2 separate regions of the Mus musculus genome follow, and region 2 is linked to region 1. A link is a contact called in ENCODE Hi-C or POLR2A ChIA-PET data. All regions are on one chromosome and are shown on one strand. The core of a region is the stretch at or near the end of the contact, and the rest is flanking DNA. Distances in the headings are between cores, read along the strand shown.

What was found. A loop is a pair of places that touch in the nucleus more often than their neighbours do. ChIA-PET counts read pairs that join two places held with the same protein, here RNA polymerase II (POLR2A).
Region 2: a loop to region 1 is called in a map of left cerebral cortex, with 11 times the contacts of the local background. The contact joins the promoter of Rpf1 here to the promoter of Prkacb in region 1. A Hi-C loop is called at or near these places in 6 of 37 maps with a recorded cell type or tissue (heart, left cerebral cortex and v-Abl transformed pro-B cells). POLR2A ChIA-PET finds 5 or more read pairs at or near these places in 2 of 5 experiments (Patski and embryonic stem cell).

Annotation. Positions count from the first base shown.
Region 1 is chr3:146,811,436-146,814,536 of GRCm38, forward strand. It overlaps Prkacb (protein kinase, cAMP dependent, catalytic, beta), which reads right to left and starts at 1,511. Exons shown (of 10, transcript NM_011100.4): 1 at 1,203-1,511. The coding sequence starts at 1,248. LOC115486180 (a long non-coding RNA gene) reads right to left here and starts at 1,195. Exons shown (of 2, transcript XR_003954577.1): 1 at 766-1,195.
Region 2 is chr3:146,519,756-146,522,856 of GRCm38, forward strand. Rpf1 (ribosome production factor 1 homolog) reads right to left here and starts at 1,668. Exons shown (of 9, transcript NM_027371.3): 1 at 1,414-1,668. The coding sequence starts at 1,641.

The DNA.
Region 1 (3,101 bases), core at 261-2,760:
ATTCTACATCGGCTTTTCAAGTTGTCACATGCTCACCAACAGTTTGCCCTGCTGTTCCATGCCCTGGAACGAACCTTATTGATGAAACATAACCCGTTAAATCTGACTGTTGTTTACATTCCACAAAAGCAATAGCTAGACTCTCTTCTGTCAACTCAACTCTGCTTTGTTCATGAGAATCAAAAGCTGTTTGCTTCAAGCTAATTACAAGATTGGCTTCATTCTTCTGTTATAAACACAGACACAATGGAAGACGTTACTTACAGTAACACGAACAAATTGTCAGACTTACTTCAAGGACTGAGATGTCATTAACCTATGGCAATGTAACAAAAGTCAGGGACCGTTCTCTAATTATTGTGAATTATAAATTATAATATGAGCCGAATAATGGCACACAATTTTCTCACAGCCTGTTACACAACACGCATATATGTGTATGCTTACATATAAAACCAAGTTGCTACACAGAAACTCAATTCCCACGACCCTTTTGTCTTGAAATTTTGTACACAGTACTGAACGTCTGAACTTTCAGCTCTCGGAAGAAAGCACTTCAACTCTGAAATGCCTCTAAGTTTTACAGGCATCCTGGAACATTCCTGGATGTCTAGAGTAAACGCAACGCTGTCTCACTTATTTTTCCTCGAATGGATAAAGTTGCTGCTTGTATTTATGTCTGCCATCTCTAATCTCTTGGGTGAAAGAAAGAGCCTTAGACACTAAGGGTTAACGTCACCTTTGGAGACCCTCACGGACACTCACCTTGTGAGAAAACTGATATACATCCAGGAGAAGGAGAAAAAGCCAAGTCAACCCAAACGTACTACCTGTGGCTCCCTTAAAGGAGGGTCTGGGTGTTGGGGGCTCTGGGAGAAAGAAGAGCTAAGGGTGCGATCACAAAAGGACCATATTTGGGGACGCGTTCCAGACCGTGGCAGCCCTCCTCGCTCTAGTAAGAAAGGGGATCACAGGGACCTCGCTGCCCGCCTTCCCTCTCTCCAGTGAGCCCCGGGGCTTGGCCCTCACCCCCGAGCCTTCGTGGGGGAGGGGACAGAGGAGGAGGCGGCCGGCCCCCGCGGCCACTGCAAGGCCCGGCCCGTGGCTCGCGCGCGGCCTTGGGGGGGACACCGGCCCAGGGCGCTGCACCGCGCGGCGGCCCATCCGGCGGGAACCCAGCCAGGGCCTTCGACTCGACTCACCGCTCTCCACTTCGCTGCCTTTCTTGGCGATCGCAGTGTTCCCCATGACCCGGGAGTCCGCAAGCAGGGATGACGGAGGGGAGGGGACCGGGGCCGTCCCGCCGCCCGCCCCGCAGTCGGCAGCAACTTTGGCTAGGCTTTGGCTAGGCTCCCGCAGACCCTAGAGCGCGGCGTCCGGCTGCACGGAGGGGCTGGGTGTCCGGGAGAGATGCTGAGAGCTCTCCGGCAGAGACCGGGACCGTGGCGGTGGCGGCGGTGGCGGCGGTGGCGGCGGCGGCAGCGGCGGCGCGCGGACACTCCCCCTTCCCGAGCCCGCCCTCCACGCGCGTCCCCGACACGGCGCGTCCCCAGGAGCCGCACACCCGGACTGCGACCTCCGCCTCTTTCCGGGCGGGCGCGCCGGAAGTGACGCGGTCAAGCCCCCCGGCGGGCGGGAGCCCCTCTGTGCAGGGTTGTAGCGGTAACTTATTGCTTGTTGCGTGGATGCTGGGCTTGGCCGCGGAGGCTAAGCTCGAAGTAGCGAGGGACGTGGGGACCGTTAGTTTGGAAGCACCCCAGATCCTTCCTCGGCCTGGCATCCGGTGCCCCAGAGCCGGGCGGGGGGCACAGTGCCAGGGCTCGGCCTGCTCCCGCATCCGTGTGGCCCGCGTTCCGCACGCCGTGGTTGCTCTCGCTTGATCTTCCTGCGTGGCTGCAGGGACGTGCGTGCGCCCCTCCGCGTCCTGCCGACCCTGCTGACCCTGAGGTCAGCGTTGGCCAGGAATGTCTTTTCTCAGCTCCCAGCTGTCATTGGAACTTCTTCCCTTCGCTCTTCTAGGTATTCTCCCAACACACCAGGTCAATCACCAACATTCTTGACAGCTTATCCCTTCCCGAGTTCCTTCTTCATGGTCTCACCTGATTGCCCTCACAAATTCTGTCAGGCTTTCTAAGGAGAGATATGGGAATGTGTTGCCTGTTTTACACAAGTACGTTATGTGCATCAACACAGTCACAAATTTCAAAATAAACGCATTCCCAATTGATTGTTGCGCTTCCATGCATCTGAGAGTACTTGAGCTTTTCCGTGAGGTTATTAGAAATTAATCACCTAGCCCTCTGGTAGTTTTTGTTCTGGTTTTTTTTTTTTTTTTTTTTTTTTTGAGCTTTTGCTATCTAAAAAAAAAGCATTCCAAATTTAGAACAGAAAGATTAACTTCTGGAAGGGCAGAGACCATGTAAGTTTATTTTGTGTCTGCAGCACAAACCACAGTTGGCGCGTAATGAACGGATGGTTGTTGGCTGCTAAGGAGATTTCCCAGAACATTTTAAAAGTTTTGTTATTGGGGAAAAAAAGTAGCGGTGAGTGGAAGATTCTAAACAGATTCATACTTCTATTATTGGCAATTATGTTAAATTACCAAGCATGTACACCAAGTATACTGCGTTCTAAGTGTTGTACAAATAGTAATTAGTTTCCTCATAAAGTCCCTATGCAAATGTGGCAAGACTATCATTGTTTTACTTAAGATCCACAGAGGCACAGAGACATTAAAGGACTTATCCAAAGCTAATTAGAAGACCTTGAAATGAAGAAGGTAAAGCCATACCATCTCAAAAAGCGCCAGAATGGTATATTTATTATTTCTATTTAAAATCAATTGAAAGGTTATAACTTCAGAATAGACCATTGGTGCTCTTTCATTTCAACAAGCCATATTGTGTGGGGAAAATGTCCTTTACATACCAAGATAAGAAAATAACCTTAGTCACCAGATACTATTAATTGGGGGATACCACGAACTGGAATAAACTGTGACATAACTCTCAAACATACCCCTACATATATATCTCTTCAGACTATGCCAGGAACTTAGTGCACTATCATCGATATATATATACTGTATCAGTCACTTCTTC
Region 2 (3,101 bases), core at 418-2,917, 290 kb before region 1:
TTTGTTTTGCTTCCATCAAATCAACATTAAGTCTGAACATTTAAACTTTCAGTAACTTTAATTTTTTACTATAATACTTCCAATTAATTAAACGTATGAATGAACAAGTACATTTTCCCCTAGTGGATGCGTTCTAAAGATTATGGGTATAATGGTTACTTCTCTTGAAAAGCACTGAAAATAGACAGAAATGGGAGATGAGTTCTCAGGACATTTCCAATAAGGTCACCACTAGTTATTCTTATAGGTTATAACCAAAACTACCTATTAAGGTCAATAGGAAGTTGCAAACATGTTCAGTTGTTACTTAGTATACACTATAATCTCCTGAATCTAGACAAAATGTCTGACACATTCTGTAGTGCCTACTGATCTTCAGTCCAAAAAAAAAAGGCTTTTAGGACATTCCTCCCTCAAAATTGCAAATCAAGCCCGGCGGTGGTGACGCACGCCTTTAATCCCAGCACTTGGGAGGCAAAGGCAGGCAGATTTCTGAGTTCGAGGTCTGGTCTACAAAGTGAGTTCCAGGACAGCCAGGGCTACACAGAGAAACCCTGTCTTGAAAAAAACAAAAAAACAAAAACCAAAAAACCTCCACAACTGACTGTTCTTCCACAAGTCCTCAGTTCATTCCCAGCAACCACATGGTGGCTCACAAACATCTGTAATGGGATCTGATGCCCTCTTCTGGTGTGTCTGAAGACAGCTACAGTGCACTCATATAAATAAATCTTTAAAAAATAAATAAATAAATAAAAAGAACTCCAGTAGCGACCTAGCACTTACGAAAAGATCCAGCCAAGGTCCTCCAGTAAGAGAACACAAATATAAAATCATGTGTTAGTTGCTGTGTATGCTGTAATAGGGAATTTTTAAAATTGTAATTTAGACACAAATGAGCCTCATGATCCTGGGCAAGGCTTACTTACAAGTCTGTCTAGTTTTCAGTGCGAGCACAAGGCGGAAGAGAGCAAACACAGCTATGACAGACACTTCACAGTGCTGAAACTTCACCAATGGTTCCTTGAAAGAGTCTGGGGCCACGTTTAGGACCTGGAGTTTACCACCAACGCTAGGCAGGCGGGATGCGCAAAGGCAGGGGGCGGACCCTCTGCCATCTCCGGCCAGAGGCTGGATCGTCGGTTCCAAATCCCTCGGCTTCCCAGAGAGTGCAACCCACGGAGCAGGCAAGGGCCGGATTCCCCTACGCCAAGCTCATCCGGCAAAAGGCTGACGCTGGGGACCCCGTAGCCAAGCGAGGGGCTGGGGGCGCGCCTCCGGCCCCGCCCCTTCAACCCCGCGCGCCCCCGGCCCCGCCCCTTCAACCCCGCGCGCGCACGTCGCCCCCCCCCCAGCCCCGCGCGCTCCCGGCCCCGCCCCTGCGCTCGTGCCCCGCCAACCCCGCGCGCGTACCTTCCGCTGCTGCTGTTTCCACCGCGTGAACATCAAGTGTCGCCGCTGCTTGTTCTTAATCTCCGAGATACTGAAGCCCGGGGGGAAGGCGGCCGCTTTCGCGGGCTGCACCCCGCTCTCCGCCGTCCCATCGCTCGCGGCCGCAGCCTCTTGAGGCTCTTCAGCGGCAGCTTTCCTCTTCAAGCCTCGCTTGCCGCCACCAACACTTTTCTCGCCGGCCTTCGCCATGTTGTTTACGGCTGTACGGAAACGGAAGTGCTCTCTGTCTTTGACCCGGGTCATACGGTTTTACTTCCGGGGCCGCCAAGTTCCGGAACTAGCGCTTTGCTTTATGGATTAGCTATGTAAGAAAGTGCCAAGGCTGGACGCTGGTGGTGGCGCACGCCTTTAATCCCAGCACTAGGGAGGCAGAGACGGGCGGATTTCTGAGTTCGAGGCCAGCCTGGTCTACAGCCTGAGATCCAGGACAGCCAGGGCTACACAGAGAAACCCTGTCTCGAACTCCCCTCCCCCCAAGAAAGAAAGAAAGTGTCAAAATTCAGAGTTCGTTCCCGACTGTACATTATTTCTAATAGAACAATTTCTAAACAGAACAAGATTAAAAAGAGAGCAAAGAAGCATCACACTTCCAACGTTCTCACTGGTCTCAGACTTAATGCTTATGCAGCAATGCAGGAAAATCCTTTCATCTGAGATAAACTGATAACGCCTACCAGACAATGGAAACGGCCAGCTGCGAGGCCCCTTAGCAGCAGCAAACTAGTCTACCACTCAAACACCACAGACACCAGAAGTCAGACGAAAATTTAGGAGAGAAGAAGAGGCTTGAAGTTGAATAGATTCTGTGAGGGTTTTGTAAAGACGCTGTGTTTTGTGTAAGATGTAGTCCTCTTGGTGGATTTTGAGGGAGAAAATGATCAGGCATTTTGCTTTATTTTTAAGGCGCTACGGCCCTGACTCAGGCTTTGTAGATGCTAAGTGAGTGGTTGTCATAAAGCTGAATTTACAGTCTCCTTGATTTACACATAAAAAACAATACTCATAATAATTATTTAAGGGGACTGGGAAGATGGCTCAGTGATTAAGAGTACTGACTGATCTTCCAGAGATCCTGAGCTTAATTCCCAGCATCCACATGGTGGCTCACAACCATCTGTAATGGGATCTGATGCTTTCTTCTGGTGTATCTGAAGACAGCTACAATGTATTCATATACATTAAATAATTCTTTTTTTTTTTTTTTTTTTTTTTTTTTTGGTTTTTCAAGACAGGGTTTCTCTGTGTAGCTCTGGCTGTCCTGGCACTCACTTTGTAGACCAGGCTGGCCTCGGACTCAGAAATCCGCCTGCCTCTGCCTCCCGAGTGCTGGGATTAAAGGCGTGCGCCACCACGCCCGGCTACATTAAATAATTCTTAAAAGTTATTTATTATTATTTAAGAAGAAACTAAGGGAAGATGGGTGGAGTGAGAAATGTTAATGAATTGAACAAAGGTAGTATTCGCACAGCTCTCACCTTAGAGAAAAATGAGACAGTTTATTCTGGAGCCAAATATGAGTGGCCTGGAAACATAGGTTCAGGCATCCCAAAATTCCCTTTTCCAAGGTAGAAGCAGGTTCCTAAAGCCTTTTTTATAGTCATAGAACAAAAACTCGTAAACCAAGACACTTTCCAAGTCTGTTGTTGGAG